Regions from separate parts of the Mus musculus genome. Here region 2 is linked to region 1. A link is a loop called in an ENCODE intact Hi-C map of the cell type or tissue named here. Cell type or tissue: left cerebral cortex. All regions are shown on one strand. Each heading gives the region's core, and the rest is flanking DNA. Links, peaks and the distances in the headings are about the cores only. Region 1 holds the start of Gm46411 (a long non-coding RNA gene). Region 2 has its middle 11 kb from the start of Gm31600.

The links. A loop is a pair of places that touch in the nucleus more often than their neighbours do. Peaks named below come from ENCODE experiments on the same cell type or tissue, not always from the same donor. Only the 100,000 strongest peaks of a DNase experiment are listed, where the experiment ranks them.
Region 2: it touches region 1 in a loop (1.9-fold over the local background); 2 of 42 quality-filtered maps call a loop at or near these places.

What each region holds. Positions count from the first base shown.
Region 1 is chr13:37,797,489-37,808,073 of GRCm38, reverse strand. It overlaps Gm46411 (a long non-coding RNA gene), which reads left to right and starts at 8,497. Exons shown (of 3, transcript XR_003950624.1): 1 at 8,497-8,568; 2 at 10,348-10,483. It also overlaps a transcript of Rreb1 not described here. In left cerebral cortex, for the core only: no CTCF peak of the experiment used is centred there; no DNase peak of the experiment used is centred there.
Region 2 is chr13:37,744,968-37,755,552 of GRCm38, reverse strand. No RefSeq gene overlaps it. Among named protein-coding and RNA genes, the nearest start is that of Gm31600, 11 kb to the left of the region's middle. In left cerebral cortex, for the core only: no CTCF peak of the experiment used is centred there; DNase peaks (open chromatin) are centred at 3,328, 3,766, 4,210 and 5,863.

The DNA of each region.
Region 1 (10,585 bases), core at 3,093-8,092:
GCCCTCCAACCTCTACACAACACCATGCCATGGTATGTGTGTGTGCCCGCGCGCACACGCGCAAACACACACAAAGTATTGAGAAAAGAACATGGAATTTAACTCCCCGTGATTTGTGGTTAAATGTTCCAAGCTTCAGAATATAATTGGAATAAAAGATAAAAATGTGTTGTGGAACTTGAATCAGATGTAAACTAAGGTACAGATTTCTTTTCTTTTCTTTTCTTTTTTTTTTTTTTTTCGAGACAGGGTTTCTCTGTGTAGCCCTGGCTGTCCTGGAACTCACTCTGTAGACCAGGCTGTCCTCGAACACAGAAATCCGTCTGCCTGGGATCAAAGGTGTGCGCCACCATGCCCGGTTTAAGGTACAGATTTCTATCACATAAAGAAGCCAGTCACAGGGCCAAAGGAAGGAAAATGTTTCTTCTAAGGGAGTTGACAGCATTCCTGTATTCAAATCTGTAGGAAGGCTCATGAATACTCCACACAGAGATCCATTTGTGGATGAAATACTAACCTCTGTTTCAAGATAGGATGGGTCCTGGGATGGCATGTCGTGCCTTTAATCCTAGCACTTGGGAGGCAGAGGCAGGCAGATCTTTGTGAGTTCAAAACCATCCAGGGCTACATAGTAAGTTCCAATGCAGACAGGACCACATAAAGAGACTCTAGAAAAAAGAAAGGAAAAGGGGAAAGAAGGAAGGAAAAGGGAGGGAGGAAGGGAGGAAGGAAGGAAGGAAGGAAGGAAGGAAGGAAAAGGGAAGAAGGAAAAGGGAGGAAGGAAGAAAAAGGAAGGATGGAAGGAAGGGAAAAGACAAGATGATTTTTTATTTTTGTCCTTTCTTTTGGATAACATTAACATCGTAACTTGTCAAATAATATTTTCTAGCTTGGGTATATCTTCCCAAGTAACTGATTTCAAATTTTAAAACATAAGAACTGAAATACTTACTTATCTAACATACAGTATCCACAGTACAACCAATGTTATTTATACTTTACAGTGAACAGTTACTGCATTTCTTTCCAAAATAGAATACCTCACAAGACCAAGTCAGCATAACTCCACAGCATCGCACTGCTGGCTTTTCTGGTTAACTCAAGAAGACATGAATCAGAATTAAGAGATAGAAATATTGGGAAGAAAAAGTTAATGTTACCATTAATTCTTGGTCATATCATTGTGTGACTACAAAACAAAACAAAATAATGGAAATAAAGAGAACTCTAACAGTAGTAGCCACAATTTATTGGAGGCTAGCATACCAAGCAATGGACTCATGTCTTCTTCAGGTCATGCATCTGGTGAGTAGCAGACCTGAGATTTAAACCCAGTTCTCACTGGACCTGGGAGTACACACCTGTAATGTAAGTACTTGGAAAAATACTTTTAGGAGCTAAAGGGAACTGCAACCCTATAGGTGGAACAACAATATGAACTAACCAGTACCCCGGAGCTCTTGTCTCTAGCTGCATATGTATCAAAAGATGGCCTAGTCGACCATCACTGCAAAGAGAGGCCCATTGGACTTGCAAACTTTATATGCCCCAGTACAGGGAACGCCAGGGCCAAAAAGGGGGAGTGGGTGGGTATGGGATTGGGGAGGTGGGTATGGGGGACTTTTGGGATAGCATTGAAAATGTAAATGAGGAAAATACCTAATAAAAGAAAAGAAAAAAAAGAAAAAAATACTTTTATTACAAGCCCAAATTAGTCTTGGCTACAGAGCAAGACAAGATCATTATCAACACACACACACACACACACACACACACACACACACAGAGTCTTCTTGCCTGCAAAAAATCATCTTCCTTTCAATATAGCATTGTTTTGCTTTACAAAGTGGACAATTAGCCATCCGTAATTCTAGTATTTGGGAGACAGAAGTAGGAGGATCTCTGTGGGTTTGAGGCCAGCCTGGTCTAAATATTGGATTACAGGACAGCCAGCCTATGCAGAGAGACTCTATCGCAACAAGCATACAGATGGAAAAACAAAAGGAAGACAGACAGACAGACAGACAGACAGACAGAAGAAAGAAAGGAGAGGACAATTATAACATTCTCTTATACACACCACATAGAGTTTTCATCTTAAAAACACTGACTGTCAAAAAATACACAATTTTGGGCTGGAGAGATGGCTCAGTGGTTAAGAGCACTGACTGCTCTTGCAAAGGTCCTGAGTTCAATTCCCAGCAACCACATGGTGGCTCACAACCATCTGTAATGGGATCTGATGCCCTCTTCTGGTGTGTCTGAAGACAGCTACAGTATACTCATATGCATTAAACAAACAAACAAACAAACAAACGAACAAACAAACAAATAAATAAATAAATAAAATACACAATTTTTTAAAGCCCATGCACAAAGCAACAAAGTTTTAGCATTGTTTGTGTGTAACCAGGAAAATAAAAAAAAAAAGAAACATAAATGTATGTGTCCAGAGAGTTAACAGAAGATTGAGAGGGGAAAATTAGAATTGCGTTTTTAAAATATTCATTCAGACCTGCTAGGATTACAGAGTAAGACCCTATCTTTTTTTTTTTTTTTTTTTTTTTTGTACATCATAGGGCTAGAGAGATGGCTCAGTGGTTAAGAGCACTGACTGCTCTTCCAGAGGTCCTGAGTTCAATTCTTAGCAACCACATGGTGGCTCACAACCATCTATAATGGGACTCAATGCCCTCTTCTGGTGTGTCTGAAGACAGCTACAGTGTACTTATATAAATAAAATAAGTCTTTAAAAAAAAATAAGAAAGTACATCGTAGGGCTGGAGAGATGCTTCAGCAGGTCAAAGCACTTCCAGCCGTGTATGACGGCCTTCATTTGATCTCTAAGACTCACATGGTCAGAGAAAAGTAACTGCCAAGCGTTGGCCTCTGGTCTCTATATGCCTACACCCACACCTGGTCTCTATATACCTACACCCACACCCATATACAAAACTAAAAATAAAAAAAAAAGAATTTATTTTTTTAAAATGTGCATTCTAAATTGTTACGATAAAGGTAATCCCAACCAAAACTTCAAAAGTATATAGACAAAATTCCTATAAAATATAGAGATGTAAAAAACAATTCTTGGGTGCATCTGAAACAAATAAATGAGGATATAGCAAATAATATTTTGATGAGGGGCTAGGCATGGTGAGGGGCATGGTAGTATACTCCTTGGAAGACTGAGGCAGGAGAGCTGGGATTCTGAGGCCAGCTGGGTGGAGCTAGTGAGATAGCTCAGTGGGTAAACGTGCTCACCATCAAATCTAAGGACTTGAGTTTGTTCGTCAGATCCCATAGGATAAGAATGAGCTCACAGTCTTTTGACCCCCACCCATCCACACATACATAAGCATAAATAAATAAAAAGTTTTAAGGCTAGACAGAGAGATGCTGTTAAAAACAATAACAACAGAACAACAAAAGTAAATAAAAACAATTTTACTAAAGAACTATATAGACAGAAGAGATACTAGATATTAAGACATTATGAAGCCTGCTGGCAAGATTGCTTAGCGGGTCAAGGTGTTTGCTGCCAAGCTTGACATCTTGATTTTGATCTAAGGAACATGATCTATATGAATCACGCTAAAAGTTGAAAACTGATTCCTGAAAGTTGTCCTTTTGACGGCCCCCCCATCACCACCACCCCCACATACACTACAATAAACAAATGCATCAAAATTTTAGTAAAAATGACTACAAATCTATAGTTAAAACAATAAGAACTGGGCAAGAAAAAAACAAATGATACTGGAGTTGACACCTTTCAGATGCCCTACTGTCCAAACAATCAGGAGGTAGTGTGTCGAGGGCGTGGAAAAACTGCTCGTCTGTGCCGGTCAGAATGGAAAAAGGTTGGTAGTTCCTTGAAAGATTAAAAATAGAACTGGCATATGATTTAGCAATGACACTTCTGTGTATATCCCCTGAAGAACTGAAAACAGGGTGTTGAAAAATTGTCTGTACGGTTATGCTGATAGCAGCATTGGGCACAGTAGCCAAAATTCTGTTGATGGGTGAATGAATAGACTGAAAAATGCAAATTATAGAATACTTTTTCATTTGTCTTGCTTTTTTGAGACAGGATCTCACTGCCTCTCCCTCCTGAGTTTTAGGATTAAAGGTATGCACCACTAAAGATTTATTTCTATTTTATGTGTGTGGGTGTTTCGCCTTGCGTGTATGTTTGCACACCACATGTGCGCCTGACGCCAAATGGAGGGCAGAATAGAGTGTCAGATCTGTTGGAACTGGAGTTACAGGTGGTTGTGACTGCCATGTGGGCACTGAGAATTGAACCTATGTCTTCAGGAAGAGCAGCAAGTGTTATTAACTGCTAAACCCTCTCCTTCCATGGGAGACTGCTTGGTTTTAGGTAGTAAGGAGGTTGCTGGGGTTGTAGCTCACTGAAGGAATACGTTGTCTAGTAAGCACAAGGTTTTGTGTTTGATACTAGCAACACACACACACAACCACAAAACCACAAAAGCACAAAAGAAACAGGGTTGGGGAGGTTGACTCTGACACACACTCTGAATCGATCAGCCCCGAGGACATTCTGCTAACAATAGATACAGTATGGTTCTACCTACAGAAGGTTCTTCGAGCAGTCAGACTCCTAGAAAGAGGAAGCAGAACGGAGGTTGCTGGGAGGTTACAGTTGGAGAAATTGGAAGTTAGTATTATTTCAGGACAGTTTCAGATTGGGAAGACGAAAAGGATTGTGGGGCTGGATATTGGTGATGGTTTCACAATAGGTGTGAGTGTTCTCCATATGGTGACCTCTACACTTAAAACTAGTTAAGCTGGTAAAAGTTGTACTAACGCACACCTCCACCCAATTAAAAAACAAAAACCAAAAAAAAAAAAAACCTCAAAGAAAACCCCTGCCAATGTGAATGTTGAAGCCAATGACAGATTCAGCAGATATTTTACTCAAAGATGTAGACTGTACTTCAGAATGTTGCGGGCACACAACAGAGCCCAAGACTGGGTAAATGGGATGTTCCAGCCTGGTGGGAGGAGGGATACGCTTGGCTTCTATGGTTCAAGTAGAAGAATACAGAACACTACAGGAACCGGGTGAATGCTAAGACTATAAAACAATGTGGAGCAGTTTCCTTATCGCACTCTCCTGCCTTTGAGTTCTTTACCAAAGCAGTTTACAAGGGCAAAGTTCTCAGCCCTCAGAACTCCTGGGGTTTGGCTCCTGTGATGTGGAAAGACTTCTTTCCTGTGCCAGGGAGCACAGGGGGCTTTGCTGTGTGTGTGAGCTGTGAAGGATGATAGCCCATCCCAGTCAAAGGGTAAAATGTAGGCCTGGGGGCTCTTATCTGAGCACTCCCTCCAGTCACAGGGGGTGGGGTGTGTGTCCTGGGGCAGGGATTATTCTGAGAACTTCAATTAGCCACAGATGCACACTTCCACTTGTGGCACACCTAAGGAACTCACCAGTCCTCAAGCTGGGGACCATTCAACTCTTTGAGCACGCTTTCTTTTGAAGACCAGATTCCGTGGCTCTTTGAAGCTCCCTTTAGTCTCTGGCCACTGGATTCCCACTCCCACCCCCACCCCCAACACCAGAGCTGGGCTGAAAAAGAGCAATGGGCTGGCCTTGTTCAAAGGAAAGTGAGAAGAGCTGGACTCTGGGAGCTAGACAGGCTTCATTATTCAGTACCCAGGGGATTTGCCAGAGACTTGCTCAGACACACTTCGTGACTCCCCTTCTCTCAAGGAAAAGCCAATTATATCTCCTACCTAAGGAGTTTAGCAGGAGTTATGTAGTGTAAAGTAAAGGCACTATAACAACGTTATCCTGGGCAAAGATGAAAAGGTGACAGGATTCAAGCATCTTTGCTCATTTGAACTAAGTTTCTCTTGTGTGTGTGTGTGTGTGTAATGATAATGACTTGCTGGTTCATATTTTAAAAGGATTAACATCTACTTTCACTTTCTAATGAAGGCTCCAAATTTGTTAAAAAAAAAAAAAAGGCAAAAACAACACCCCCCCCCCCCCGCCCTGAGTTCTGTGGAAGGCATTTAATTAAACCAAAGTCATTTTGATTCATAGAGAAAGCATTCTGTTAGATGTGGCCCTTGAGATGAGAGAGGGAACTAAAGAAGAAGATCCGACTCATTCAGGAAGAGGCACACCGGAAGCGAAAGGAGGCTTGATGCTGGGTTCTCAGTCTCTGACATTGCAGGGGAGCCAAGCAGGTGCAGCCACCAGAGCTGAGGGGCAGCTGTGTCACAGACAGGCTGTAAAGGATCCTGGAAAGTAAGCTGCATTTCTGAACAATACATAGGTGTGGCTCCATGCAGGAAGAGCCAAAACAACACCAACAACACCAACAACAAAATCCTGAGTCTGGGAATTATGGTAAATTTAGGGCAGTGTCCTAGGTATTCAGCCTGACAGAGGTGCTGCCATCTGGATGGAGAAGGATTGAGGGCTGGGTGTGTCGCTCAGTGGCAGAGGGCCTGTGCCCAGAATGTTGGTGGGGCTGTGTTCCATCTTCAGCACTACTTTAAAAAAAAAAAAAAAAAAAAAAAAAAAAAACTCAGAAAGATGTTCTCAAACACAGAAAGAGCTTGCAGTGTGTGATGAGCCTTAGTCATCTAACAGAGCACTCCACGTTCTGAGACCTGGTCTCACTTGCTGAAGCTCCTTCAAATGGCAAGACAGAGACTTAGACACGGAAGCCCTGACTGCAGAGGTTGAGAGGTCTTCTCGCTGTGTTGAATCTGAAAGCATCCAATGACATAGGGGCAGTAAGTGACTGATAAGGCTTCGTGGCTCTGTGCTGGCAATGATTCGCCTTCTCGGTCATAGGAGGTACAGCAATGGGACAGAGTCCCTGAGCTCTGCCAAGTACTGTGGGTTTTGGTTGCATCCTACACAGTGTTTAAAAGGTTAGGGGGGGAAAGGAGGTGATGCCTGCTCTGGGGTTGCAGGAAAGTGTAAACCGTCCACCAAGGTGCCTAGAAGGGCCTGTCTGGCGGCCTGTGTCAGCAGTTTTCCAGAGGTACCACATTCCTTAAGGCTTTGCTTCTATTTCCCTGGCTGTTTCCCATCCATTTCCTTCCTTCCTTCCTTCCTTCCTTCCTTCCTTCCTTCCTTCCTTCCTTCTTTTCTCTCTCTCTCTCTCTCTCTCTCTCTCTCTCTCTCTCTCTCTTTCTCTCTCTTTTTTTAATGTATTTTTTTGGAGGGGGTTGATTTTTTTTTTTTTTTTTTTTTTGAGACAAGGTTTCTTTGTGTATCCCTGGCTGTCCTGGAACTCACTCTGTAGACCAGGCTGGCCTCAAACTCAGAAATCCTCCTGCCTCTGCCTCCCAAGTGCTGGGATTAAAGGCGTGCGCCACCACTGCCCGGCTTCCCATCCATTTTCTAAGCATCCAAAGATACTGATAATGTTGAACCTTGAAACTAGGCTCTTCCGCCAGCTAGACAAGTGCTTTACTGAGCCCCAGACCCCAGGATCCCCCTTCCTGCAAATCTGGCTTTGTAACCTAGGATGGCCTGCAACCTATGATCCTCCTGCTTTGCGCTGCCACATGCTAGGAATGTGGCCATGTGTACCCCAGGCTAAATAGTGAGATCCCTCCATGCCCTCGCCATATGCACGTGGGCACCACCATCCACAGATTTGGATCAGGAAGTTGATTAAGAATAAATGTGCACGTGCGTACTAAAAACCCTGGCTTAAATTTGAGCCAAGTGATTAGCCTACATGATCTCATTTAACCCTTGAGATCACCCTTTGAGGTACACAGGATGCCCCACTTATGGAAGAGAGGTTTTAGAGAGATTAAGTCACCAAGGTCACAGAGTGAGGCTGTGACATTCTAAAGTCCCTGCTCTTATCACCTTGTTCTAAAGTGTGAACCAACACAGTATTCCGTTCAGAAATCACCCCCCCCCCATAGCCCACCTCTCTACACAGTCCCTATCTGAAATAGTGATGTTGAACCTTTCACAAGGGGTCGTCGCTAAGTCAGTATACTAAGTATAACTTATTCTGTTCAGATGACCTTGAACTACAAAAGCCAGCTGAATACCATTCTCTCTGTGTGAGTACCTGACCCTGAAGAATGCAAGAGAGCAGGCTGCCGCCAACATTCGAACTGTAAGGGAAAAGCTCACATCAATTTGCTGAGGTGGTAGAAACGGGGACAGGGCGGGGTGGGGTGGGGGGACGGGAGATGGGGGAGGGTCAAGTCGCCACAACCTCTTGCCAGTTACAAACACACATGGCTGTGTTCCCGTTCTTCCTCCTGACAAGTATTCTCCAGGACATGAGATGCAGGAATCGTGGGGTCAGATTCTTATTTAAACTGGGATGGAGAGAACGGGAGAGGGCTGCGGAAGGCAAGGGAGGACTGCTTGAACAGGGGTGTACTGTTTTTCTGCCTCTTCAATGCACCCAAACTTTACCACGCCAGCAGGACAAAGGTTAGGGAAGAGCTGATAAGCTGGGCATCAGATCTGCCGCTGAGAGGCAGAGAGTGCCCGGCTGCCAGAGTCACTGAACTTTCAGAAGAGGAGCCACTGGAGAGAGGGTACATGGGGGGCTTAGTTGGTGAACTACGTCAGTCTGAGGAGTGTCCTCGTCTCTCTATCCTTAAACATAAGGATATAGGGCTCTGAACAGAGTCTGCCTGGAGCATGCTAGTAGTGTTCTACCACTCAACTATAGCCCTAACCCATTTTAGTTACTATGTATCATTTTTGAGACCCAGCCTTAATTATATTGCCCAAGTTAGCCAGGAACTCACATTATAGTAGCTCAAGCTGGCTTTCAATGTGCAATTTGTGCTGCCTCAGTCTCCCGAGTAGCTTGTACACCAGTCCCGGTTCAGGAATTGGTCTTTTGGGGGAGGTGAGAGGGTACAGAGATGAATTTCCACAGCCTAACATCCATGTTCTACCAGGGAGCTACCAGCCCAGGTGAGCATCCAGAGGAAACTGTATTCTCGGAGCTTAGAGGTCTGAGGAATGGTTCTTATCGGATGGTTCTACTACCGCCAGTTACGGTCTTGGCTACATCCTTCGGCACCTGCTGCCAGTGTTTCAAATGAAAGAAAGATACCAGCTGAAGAGGGTGTTTCTGACTAACTCAGGCAAGCGCATGCCCTGATTCCAACCCCCCCAGTGAGCCTTGTTGCAAATACGTGTGCACCTGTGAGCTTTCCACTGAGGACTTATCCTGGTTCCTTAGACTTCTGGAAGGCACCGAAAGAGTGTAGGTCACATAGGTTTCGGTTGCAAATATCAACTGTATTTGGGGTTAATACACAAAGTAGTCACCACACTGGGCATGATCATAAGTCACTGTGCCTTTCCTTCACTGATGGAGAATGTTCTCTAGCAGGGAGAAAGTAGAAGGAAGGAAGATGGTAGAGAAACAGGTCAGAGGAGGCTCCTGTGGGACCGGAAAGAAACAAATAGAAACAAACAAACAAACAAACAAAAACCGATGGGACAGTACTAGGAAAAGTCCGAGTGAGCAAAGCTTACTGGTCTTGCGTACAAATAAACCTTACAAATAAAAATCACTTACAGGCCCAGCTTGTGGGCCTCTCTACCATAATCTTTACACTTGGGAGGCTAAGGTAGGAGGATGGCTGGGAGTGTGGGGCCAGCCCAGGCTACCTAGCCAGTTCCAGACCAGTTTGAGTTTAGAGCTAGACACTATTTCAAGAAAATCAATAAAGTCAGTTACAGCTCCAGGAAGGTTACCTCTAACAGACACTTTTAAACAATTGCCTTGACAAAGGACAAAGTGATTTGACACCTGACCTGGCCGAGGCAGGTAAAGATGGCCTAAGATGCAGGCCTTGCTGTGAGGGTTTCCTGGAGCCTAGCATCACATGGGGCCGTGCCTCCTCGGGCAGTGCCCCTTTGGGCGGTACTCTTGGTTGCCTGCATCTTTTCCTGCATTTGGTCCTTTTGGATAATGCTACCCTGGTGCACCTGCCGCTTTTGCCGAGCAAGGTTCCCAGCCTGGCTGTGGCAGAGGTTTCTCCTCCTTTGCTCTCTCTGATCCGTGCCAGAACATGGTTGAAATATACCATGTTGTGAGACGCAAACATTACCACCTGGGTGATGCTTTCTCTAAAAAGGATGTGGGAACTGGTAAATGGGAACTCCAACAGACTACCTAAAACAAATGCGCTGTAAAAATGCACAGATTCTGCCTCCCATTTCCTCATCACTGTGTTGAGGATGAAAGGCAGGGCCCCACACAACCTAGGCAAGTACTCTATCCCCGATTAGCTGTCCCTACTTATTTCCATGTCTTCACCCAGCAGACATATGACCACTTACTCCTACTATAGGGTCGGCATGCTGAGTAAGTTAAACTGCAGAGGACACTCCTCCCAGCGCGTGGCCCATGGGGAAGAGTCTCAACCTACCAGTTCCACAGACACAGATACCAGCTGTATGTGCTGATCCTGATAAAACCGACAGGCTGTAAGTTCCATAAAGGCAGAGCCGCCTTCTCTCATTTGTTAAATGCTGTAACTGTGTTACATGAATGCCCATCAGATGGGTATATCAATAGGCAAAGCAGAG
Region 2 (10,585 bases), core at 3,084-8,083, 53 kb after region 1:
AGTCTAAACTGCCCTAGTTCTCACTTGAGTAATTATTTTGATTACATTGACAGGAAGGAATTCATTAAAAATGACTAAATATCCCCCCCCCTTTTTTTTTCAAGACAGGGTTTCTCTGTATGGCTCTGGCTGTCCTGGAACTCACTTTGTAGACCAGGCTGGCCTCGAATTCAGAAATCCACCTGCCTCTGCCTCCTGAGTGCTGGGATTAAAGGTGTGCGCCACCACGCCTGGCTACCACTTATTCTTAATGGGAGTTAATGGGAGAAGAATTAGACTCCACCTTTTGAAGAACAAAATATCAAAGAATTTGTACCTATATTTGGAAGTGACTGTAGAACTGGAATAAAATGAGCATAAGTTAAATAAATGGACTGTCCAGTGGGGCATTGCCACACATGCCTTTAAGCCCTAAACTTGGGAGGCAGAAGTAGGCAGATCTCTGAGTTCAAGGCCAGCCTGGTCTACAGTGTGAGTTCCAGGACAGCCAGGGCTATACAGAGAAACCCTGTCTCAGAAAACAAAACAAAACAAAAACAAAAATCAAAAAACAAAAAACAAAAACAAAAACCAAAAACCAAAACAAAACAAAGCTAACCAGATAAACAAACAAACAAACAAACATACTGTAGTCTTTTGGACAAGAATGGCTCCCATAGATTTATGTATTTGAATGCTTGGTTTCCAGCTGATGGAACTGTTTGGGAAGGATTAAGAGGTGTGGCTTTGTTGAAGGAGGTGTGTCACTCAGGGTGGACTTTTAAGTTTCAAAAGACTTGCATTATTCCCAGGTCACACTCTATGTCTAGTGTTGTCACAAGAGGTAAGCTATCTGCTATTGCTCCAGCACTATGTCTGCCTGCCTGCTGCCATACTTCCTGCCACAATGGTCATAGACTCTTCCTTTGGAACTCTAAGCCCCAGTAAACTCTTCTATAAGTTGCCTTGGTCCTGGTGTCTCATCAAAGCAATAGAAAGTAACTAAGATACACACCAATCCAAGATCCTGTCATTCATTCATTCACCCACTGAGTCTTCAACACCCACTGCTGCAGGAGTTTCTTTGAAGGAAGGCTGGAAATTCCCTTGGGGAAGAGAACACATGAAAGTAGAGTTGGCCTTGGTGCTCAAATATGAGTGATTGGTCTAGTGACCTTGTCATTGGTATCCCAGATTATCCCAGGTCCTGATCACCATCAGCCATCTTCACGGTTTGTTTCTGTCATCACTCCTAATAACAGCTCTTTATGTTTTCTGGGCTTATAGGTTGGTTCTGCCATTTTCGTGAATGATTTTCTCATATCTCTTTAAACTATAACTCTTGGGAGACAAAGTTGAGGGCAATTATGTTAAGTTTAGAGCTTTGGACAGATGGGTCACTGTGTAAATGCTGCCTGTCTATGTAGGGCCCATCTTTTCTGCATATGAGATTGTATATTAAACAGTAGCTCTGTGGCCATTTCTGGGGAGCTGGAGACACCCCACCATGATTCGTCTTTCACATCCAGTCCTGTCCCACAGGTGTAGGTAAAAGGTCAGACCTGGCCTTCATTCTTTTGTTAGTTTGATAACTCAGACAGAGACCACTCTCTTTTAAAGCTTGCTTTGCAAATACTGCCCCATTTCCTGCCCAGCAACTCTTTAAGACTCAGGGATGTCCCACGTGTGGTGTGGAATTCCTAGGAAGTTCTGCACAGTGCCTGTAGGTGGGACCATCAAGCTCTTAGAACAAACTAGTGGCAAGTACTGCAAAAAGTTCTAGGCCAAGCTGTAGCCATTCTAGCAAGAATGAAGATGCCGTAGAAGAACCTTTGTTCTTCTCCTTGGACTTTCAGACCTTTGAAACAATGAACCCCAAGGTATTGAACTTTCCCTAGGAACCTAATTCTGGGAAAAGAAAAAAAAACTGGAAGCCTGGTGCCAGCCAGCTGCAGGGTTGGTAGGTAGAGGGTATGGGGAGGGGGTGTCTTGGAGGTTGTTGCAGAGGTTGGACCACACACCATATCTCCTAGAAAGAGATTTTAGGAGATATGGTTCTGGCACAGTTCTGACTACCTGTCAGATCACTTTGTAGGAGGTTGCAGAACAGGAGCCCAGGTTTTATTTTGGCTCACAGTTGAAGAAGGGAAAAGGTCTCTCATGGTGGCTGGTATTTGAGTTAGGTGGTCGCACCGTAGCCTTGCTGTACTGGAGCTCACTCTATAAACCAGACCAACAGTCAGTGTAGAGAGCCACCTTTGTCTGCTTCTTTTTTTTTTTTTTTTTTAATATTTTTTTATTAGGTATTTTCCTCATTTACATTTCCAATGCTATCCCAAAAGTCCCCCCATACCCTCCTGTGTCTGCCTCTTGAATGCTGATTGAAGGGACACATCATCAGACCGGACTCTGGTTGGTTTTGTTTCATTTTGTTTTGAATCAGGATCTTGCTTATAAAGACCAGACTGGCCTTTGAATTCTTGGTCTTCCTGCTTTAAACACCTGAGTGCCTATAGCATGGCTATAACTTTTTTTTAAAGAGTTGCTTTTAGAATTACTCTGTAACAGCTGATGTGGTGGCTTTAATCCCAGCACTTGGGAGGCAGAAGCAGGTGGATCTCTGAATTTGAGGCCAGCCTGGGATAGAGAATTAGTTCTAGGACAGCCAGGGCTTCACAGAGAAATCTTCTTTCAAAAAATCAAAACCAAACCAACCAAACAAACAAACAAAAAAAAACCCCAACTACAATACACACAAACAAACAAACAAACAATCCCTCCCCCCCAAAGTCTATAAGAAGAATTCCTTCATTTTCTGGAAATGAGACCAGCAGTAAGCTCCTTTTGAGATTGTCCTGGTGTGTCTGTTAACGAGTGATACCAGAAGGTATTAGCATTGTTTTCTTTGTTGTTGTTGTTTGTTTGTTTCATTTCTCTCTGTGTAGTTATTGTACCTGGACTACAGGAGGATCCTATTTTAATAATGAAAGATTTGGCAAACTGATTTTTACTTAAGGGCTGTAGAGGAACTTTCTAAGAAACTCCGGGTGAATTGCTTGGCAAGGAGAAAATACATTCACAGATCCACCAGTCTCTGTGGTTTGTATTTCTTTTATCTCCTGCATGGCGTGGCCTTCAAAGAAATGGACAAAGAATGCACAAACTCTGCCTTCGGAACTCTGTTGAAGCATTTTACTGGGCCAGTGAAATGGCCGGGTGTTAAGGACAAACACAATGTCTGTTGGCAGTTTCATATGGCCCAGCTTGGTAGTAAGGGGCAGGAGAATGACACTTAGTGAAGGATCAGGGAAGGCCTGTGGGAGGTACGGATGCTCAGAATGGCAGAAGGCATGTAGTGGCTAGAGCTACCTCTCAGAGTGTAGGTGCCAACTTTTATTTCTTAACTCCAGCATTCTCCAGGACCTCTGAGTAGTCAGCTGACCTCACCTCTTGCTCTGCCCTTTCTCATTGTGAACTTCCAATCTTGCAGCTTAACCCTAGAGAGAGGACACTCAGCCAGGTGGCATTGACCTTGATCTGCACTCCAGCCATTTTGGGCTCCTTCTCCTGCAGTTTATCTTGGGAGCACAAAGGTCCTGATTGGATTTGATGCTCAAACCTCTCCCCCAAGGCTTCCCTTTTAGGGATTTGGGTATTTTAGACAGAGAAATACACAGACAGCTGTGGGTGGGTTGGATTGTGGCCGGTTCCCAGCTGGGCAGAATGCAAGGCTCTCTGCTTTTCAGGATCCTGCTGTTTTCTCAATGTGAACAGGGGCTGCCCTTGGGGCTGCTCTTGCCTGGTTCCTTACTTAGTACTTCTGTGAGACTGATTCTACTTCCTGTTGTTGCTGCCCATTTAGACTTTCTTCCTCCTCCCTCCTGGCAACTGTTGGGGGGGGGGTTGCCTGTAGCAGAGCCCAATCAGACTTCTTCCTGGAACAGCCTTTCAGCCCAGGGATGTGCTAGATCAGGACACACACACACACACACACACACAGACACACACACACCCCAAATCAGAACATGAACAAACACACACAAAACAGATCAGGATAGACTGACAGACCGACAGACAAACAGACAGACACACACACACACACTCCCGAGGGCAGTGGAGGTGTGGCAGAGAGAGAATTTTCATGCACTCGACTTTTGTTTGCTGAGCCCTGCCCTGGGCGTGTGCTGGACCACCTTCCTAAAGGAATCACGCACAGCCTGCAAGCAGCCAGGCTGTTGAGCCCGTGGAGAGGGCCACACGTGATGAAAGGATGTGTGATGGGGGTTGAAAGGCTATGTGTGTTTCCTCAAGAGAGAGAGAGAGGGGAAGATCTGAAAGACTGAGAAGGGAGTCCATTTGTTTTGCATGAAGAAAACAGTGTTATTTGAAGGATGCTCTCCAGATGTGCGAGTACAGTCTGTCAGTCACTTGGAGGGAAGGGCAGGAGAGTAGCAAGTTCAAGGCCAACCAGGGCTACACAGTGAGATCTTGTCTCTAGGTGGGGGGGGGGGGTAGGAAAGAAATGGTAACAAATTATTTAATTTTTCTAATAATGGAAATGGTAGCTACTTACCATGGGTTTTTCAGTATTTTGGGACATGACTTACTAATTTCAAAACCACTTTAGGTCAAAAGATGAAACGGCTTTAATCTTCACTGTAAAATGTATTTTTCTTCTGGGTCTTACCTGGTCCTGGGTTGTTGTAAGCCAGCAGCAGTGACCCAAGCCTCATGCCTTCATGTCTCTTTCTCTCTTTAAAAGAAAAACAAAATTGAGCCAGGTGGTGGTAGTGCACTCAGAAGGCAGGCAGAGCCCTATGAGTTCAAGACTAGCCTGGTCTACAAAGTGAGCGCCAGGATATCCAGGGCTGCAAAGAGAAACCCGGTATCAAAAGTCAAGCAAACATAAGAAAATGTTTTGTTTTGTTTCACTTTAAAATTGATTTGCATGACTGTCACAATGCCACGGTACATCTAGAGGCCATAGGACAACTTTCAGGAGCCAGTTCCTTCCTTTTGTGACGTGATATCCTGGGACTCAAACTCAGGTTGTCCAGCTTGGTGGCAAGTGCCTTTACTTGCTGGGCCATCTCATCAGGCCTCCCTTACTTTGCCAACCTCACATCAGACCTCTAACCTTTGAACTGTATTTTGGGCCAATGAGCCTGTCCTTCCGTTCATTAGACTCCTCACCCAGGACAGCCTTCTGTGACTGTCTCCATCAGGCGAGGTCTCATTGAACAATTATGAGTTAGGTTTCCTGGCACTCTGATGGTTTCTTCTCCGGAGCAACCAGTCATTCATGGATTTAGCATCCTCGAACACCTCTCCCAAGACACTAATTATACTTAATTTAACACTCTTCTCTTTCCTGTTGAGCTTATTTCCCCAGGGTCTAATTTCCTCCCACTGCTGGTTTTCTCAGATGCGTTGTGATCCCTGGGTGTACCTTATGTACCAGATGAGAGTTTGGAGTTTGCCACTGGCAACTAGCACATTCCGGGCCTGGTGGAAATCCCTTCACCTTTGGCATCGACCCCTGATAACGATGAGGGGGAATTGAAACATAGAGGGGAGGGGCGAATGTGGGTGAGAGGAAGATCTGGAGTACAGATAACAGGCAGGAGGAACATGGGGGTCGAAAGAAGGGATTAGGCCTGCCAAAAGGAGAACCAAGGATGCCAGCAGATATGGAAGGATGCTTGGTGGGGTGGCAGATGGAGAGGGTTGAAGCCGAGTGGCTTTTCTCAACTCTGAACAGTGTGAGGTCCATTTACAGTGGTGGGTGGGACTTGAGCAAAGGGAAGTAGAGATAACAGACAAATCCCGGAGGCAAGGAGATCCTTGTGAGGGGGTTGCCATAGCTGCAGTGAGCAGAATAAGATGTGGGCGTGGTAAACAAAGAATAAGAAGCAATTCTTTGAGCTGCTGCTGAGCTTTCAGGCTGGGCTTAACCCATCCCCCAGGGGTAGAGTGCTTGAGAGAGGAGAGTCTTCAGTGTGGGTGGAGAGTGGGAAAGATGCTGTCTGAGCCCCTGTGAAGAAGGAACAGGTCTGGGGAAGAGGGCAAGTAGGGTCTGAGATGCTGATGTGATATGGAAAGGGACCTGCAAGTCTGGGATAGTGAGTGAGGTCCAGGGGGCAGGGGCGGGGGAGGGGGCGGGGGCAGGGGAGGAGGTTGGGCGTCAGAGCCAGGCTTAGGACAAGTGTATACTGAGGTGATAGCTGGTGTCACAGGCATATGGATGGGATTTCTGAGGGCTCTGACGGACTCCAAGGAAGTGAGAGGAAGAAGAGGAAATTGTAGAGTAACCCAAAATGGAACTGTCAAAGAAGGAGGGTTAATCTAGCATAAAAGCCAAAAAAGCCGAAGGGAAGGAGGCAGGGCTGTGGGAGGGGTGGGTGATGGGTAGTATGAACTGAGGTAGTACAGTAGCTCACAACCCTAGACTGATGGTTCTGATGCACACATGTTTCTAGAAGTAACTTAGGTAAGCCTTAAGACATTGCTTTCCCCTTCCACCCTCCCTTTTTTTTTATAGACAGGACTACCGAGACCAGAGATGCAAGTGCCCGGACTCACCTCGAACCTGCACAGTGTGGCAACATATGGTCCCCAGAAGAGACTGATAATACATTTTAGGAGCTTTGAAACTCAGGCTTTATTTCGAATATTCAAGGGGAGACACCGGATCCTTGCCATGTAGGGACCCCATTGCCTCAATGCTACCCACAGCCCTAAAGCCAATGGGTGGGCATAGTAGTCAGTCAGCACATGGCTTCCACCCTACCCCTCTATACAACCTTTAGGATGAAGCTATGGGGCTTGACTGTCAGAGTGTGGCACACAGAGTCGTCCTCTTCAAAGCTCTTCCTTCCGTGTTCTCATTAGCCTGTCACCTCCCCCGTTCTCCCTGGTCACCTGGTCACTCGCTGTTACCCTGTGCACGTTAGTGGGTCTCTTCTCTCTGAAGTAGGAGGAGCCTATGAGGAGGATTTGTGTGGCTGGTCTACTGTTCTATCTGAGAGCACTACCGGGGGCATGAGAACTGTTCAGGTCATCAGGTTCTGGCTATAGGTGTTGCAGCCACTTCATCCAGTGGCTTCCCTGACACTAAATGCTCTGCCTCTAGCCACATTTAGGGTCTGCTCTCATGTGCTCAATCAGAATTTGGGGCTCTCCTGGGTCCCACCCCTTCTATATTGGCTTATAACCATCTTTGTAAATGACTGCCCTCTATCCCATGAGCTCGGGACAAGCAGTCTATATACCTCCAAGAGTGTGACAGAGTTACTTGCCCAATGTAAATCCACAGCCAAAGTCTGCTTGCTATTGAGTGACCAAGGAAGGAGGAATTGGAAGCGTTAGTGAGAGAAGAAAGTCTCCTTTCCCTGGAACTCTAGGAAGGCTTGCAAGCTTCCTTGGTCTGCTTCATGGCACACGTGGGAAACACATCTTCCAATGAGAAAGCAATAGCCTATATCCCTGCTCGCCACATTTCTGAGTCTCTTTGGTCTACATGCCTGCAAACTTTGCAGGAGAGCCATGTCATCCCTGTGTCCCCATGATGACCGGCCAGCAGGTACAGGCTGCTATAGAGGTCTGCCCTCTGGGAGGGAGAGTGGTCCTTAAAAACTGATCTGGCCCATTCGTTATCAATGGACTTTTCAGTGAAAACGGTATAGTGCTAAATAGAACATCACAATTGTCTAAGGATGGCTATCCGCAAAACCCTTCTGGTCAAAAGCAGTTTCCACGCAACCTGACTGTGTTGAAGTAGCTATGAAGACTTGAAAAAGAATCAAGTTCCCGGATGTGTGGCAAGCACGTTGTACAGTGAATACAGCTAAGCTTTCCAGCTTTCCTGCCCAACCAATAGGCACAAATCCCACTCCCTCTTTAAAGCTGGGGGCGGGGACTAAGGTGGCAATTGGCTAACTAAAGGTGGGTCTGCAAAGATCTGGTTCTTAGGGCTGAGGAGAAATACACTCCATCTGAGCACGTGCATGTGGGAAAAGAGCCAGAAGCCAAGCTGACTTAATGAAGCCAGCTCTCTTCTGTTGTTCTTCTGACTCCAGGTCCTACCTTCCTCATTTGTGAGCTTCCAATCCCCGCTCCCCCAACTCCTCAGGCTGGATTCTAAGCCGCACATCCTGGTTCAAACCAGATCCCCAGGTGTAGCCTCTGAGGCTGGAATTCAGTGTTAGAGAAGCAAGGGGAAAAGTTTGCTGCGAAGGGAGCTTTGTGATAGAGAATAAGATTAACGTGTTACATTTTAGTACATATCTTACATGCCTCTGTATGTGTGTGTGTGTGCATGCATGTGTTCATGTGTGTGCATGTGTCCATGTATCTACATGCACAAAAATGTACACCTTCCTGTGTGTGTGAGTGTGTGTTGAAACCAGAGGACAACCTTGGAAGTCATTCCTCAGGCCCCGTCCACCTGATTTTTGTTGTTTTTGTTTTTCTCTTTTTGAGATCGGGGTCTTAGCTGGCCTGGGACTCACCGTGGCTAGGCTGGCTGACCAGTGAATCACAGACGTCTTCTGCTTTCTGGTTCCCTAGTTCTGTGATTAAAGGCACATATTCGCATGCCCCGTTTCTTGTTTGCTCTGAACATAGGTTCTAGGGATAGACCTCAACCCCCAGTGCTTGCTTCCTGCCTGAGCTGTTTTTCTGGTACTATATTCACCTGTTTTTAATGATGCCGAGGATCAAATCCATGTATGCAACATCTGAGCTACATCCCTTATCTATAATACACATATTAATGTGCGTAAATATGCTGCGATGCAGTACAGCTATCCTCAGAGTCTGGGATGTGTGCCTGTGTAGCTGTGTACTGTGCTGTTAGCTCTGTGATGACTTTCTCTACTACACATGTAACAGATTTTTTTTTTCTTGTCCTTATTCCCTTTACAACATACTATACCAATGACTTAAATGGCATCTCTATTGTTCGAGGTAGTGTACATCATCTAGAGGTGATCTAAAGTATGTAGGAGGATGTGTAGTTTTTGTGTAAGTTCTATGACATATTTGGCATTGTTATATAAGAGACTTGTGAATCCCTAGCTTTCATCTCCAGGTCAGGGGGGGATGTTGAATCAACTCTCTGTAAACCCCAATGGATGACTCCCTAGTACTGTGTACAGGCTACCACTGCCCAGTGCCCCAAATCATCCAAATGATAGGCCCATCCTAGTGTGCTCTTTGTAGAATGATGGGCAGGACGGGATGTCACAGAACTTGGAGAGAGTGGTCTGGTAGGCCATATGCACATGACTCCACACAGGGTCTTTCTTTGGTCTGCCATTCTTCAACAACATTTCCACAATCAAAGGCATTGTTTCTATCTCTTTACACCCCTTGAGTACTTTATCCTAAGTGCCTTTATTCTACTCCTAGTCTGGACTGCCACTGCCCGAGATTTTACTAAAATGGATGGTGGTCTTTGTCCACCGCTTAGCTTGGTCAGATGGGTCATATAGTTGACCTTGGGGCTGGGTGCCCATAGGGACACCTGTGAAGTACTCTTTCAGATAAATGTCTGCATGGCACCACTTATGACCCATATTAAGATAGTTGTTGGGGCACAACCTTCAAATCCTAACACTTAGAGGCCAAGGCAGGAGGGTAAAGAATGCCAGGCCAGCTTGAGCTACACAGCCAGGCTCTGTCTCATAAAAACGAAACAGAACAAAACAACAGAAGAGCACAAAGACTCCATTGATCGAATCTGTCCACCTCACGATTTCTTTCCTGCCAATGGGTCCTGGTACTGAAAAACCTTTAGTGCAGCTTCTCACACCTCCAACCTTTGATGCTTTTATTCTCATTTCTTGGACCTGTACTTCCAAAAGAATCATAGTGACCGTCTAGGACTTCGCCTTTTGTCTCATGTATGCAGCATTTTTTTGGACAAGATTTCACTGTGTAGCCTCTGGCTGGGGCTGACCTGGAACTGGCTATGTAGAGGAGGATGGCCTTGAACTCACAGAGCTCCACCACTTCTGCCTCTCCAGTCCTGGAATTAAAGGTCAGTGTGTGTCCATATCTGGCAAGAGCCTTTTCTTATCTCACCTTTTCCTAGCTCTCCTGACTCTGGGGACAGATTCTCCTTCCTATGTTTTGGTCATTGCTAGACACCTCCTGCCCTCTGTTCATGGGAAGCTATGCTGTTAGTACCTCAACTGTAGCTGAAACCCTAACTTGGCTCTGGAAGATAGAGCTTGGCTGTTAACACAAAGCTGGAATTCCCTTTTGAATTTCCTGTCAAGGTCTACAGGGGTGACACACAGAGGGTGGCTTCTCATAAGGGGAACATATGGGGAACAAACCAAGAAAAACTAAACTAGGCCCAGGCAGGGTATCTCTGTGAGTTTGAGGCCAGCCTGGTCTACAGAACAAGTTCCAGGATAGCCAGGGCTACACAGAGAAACCCTGTCTCAAAAACCAAACCAAACCAACCCACCAAAAGACAAAAAGAAAAGAAAGATGACCCCCCCCCTCCCAATGCAGGTTGAGAAAGGGGGTTTCTTAAGACAGACAGGCAGGCTATCTGGTCCATGTACATGTAGGGACCAGAGGTCAAGTGTAGCAT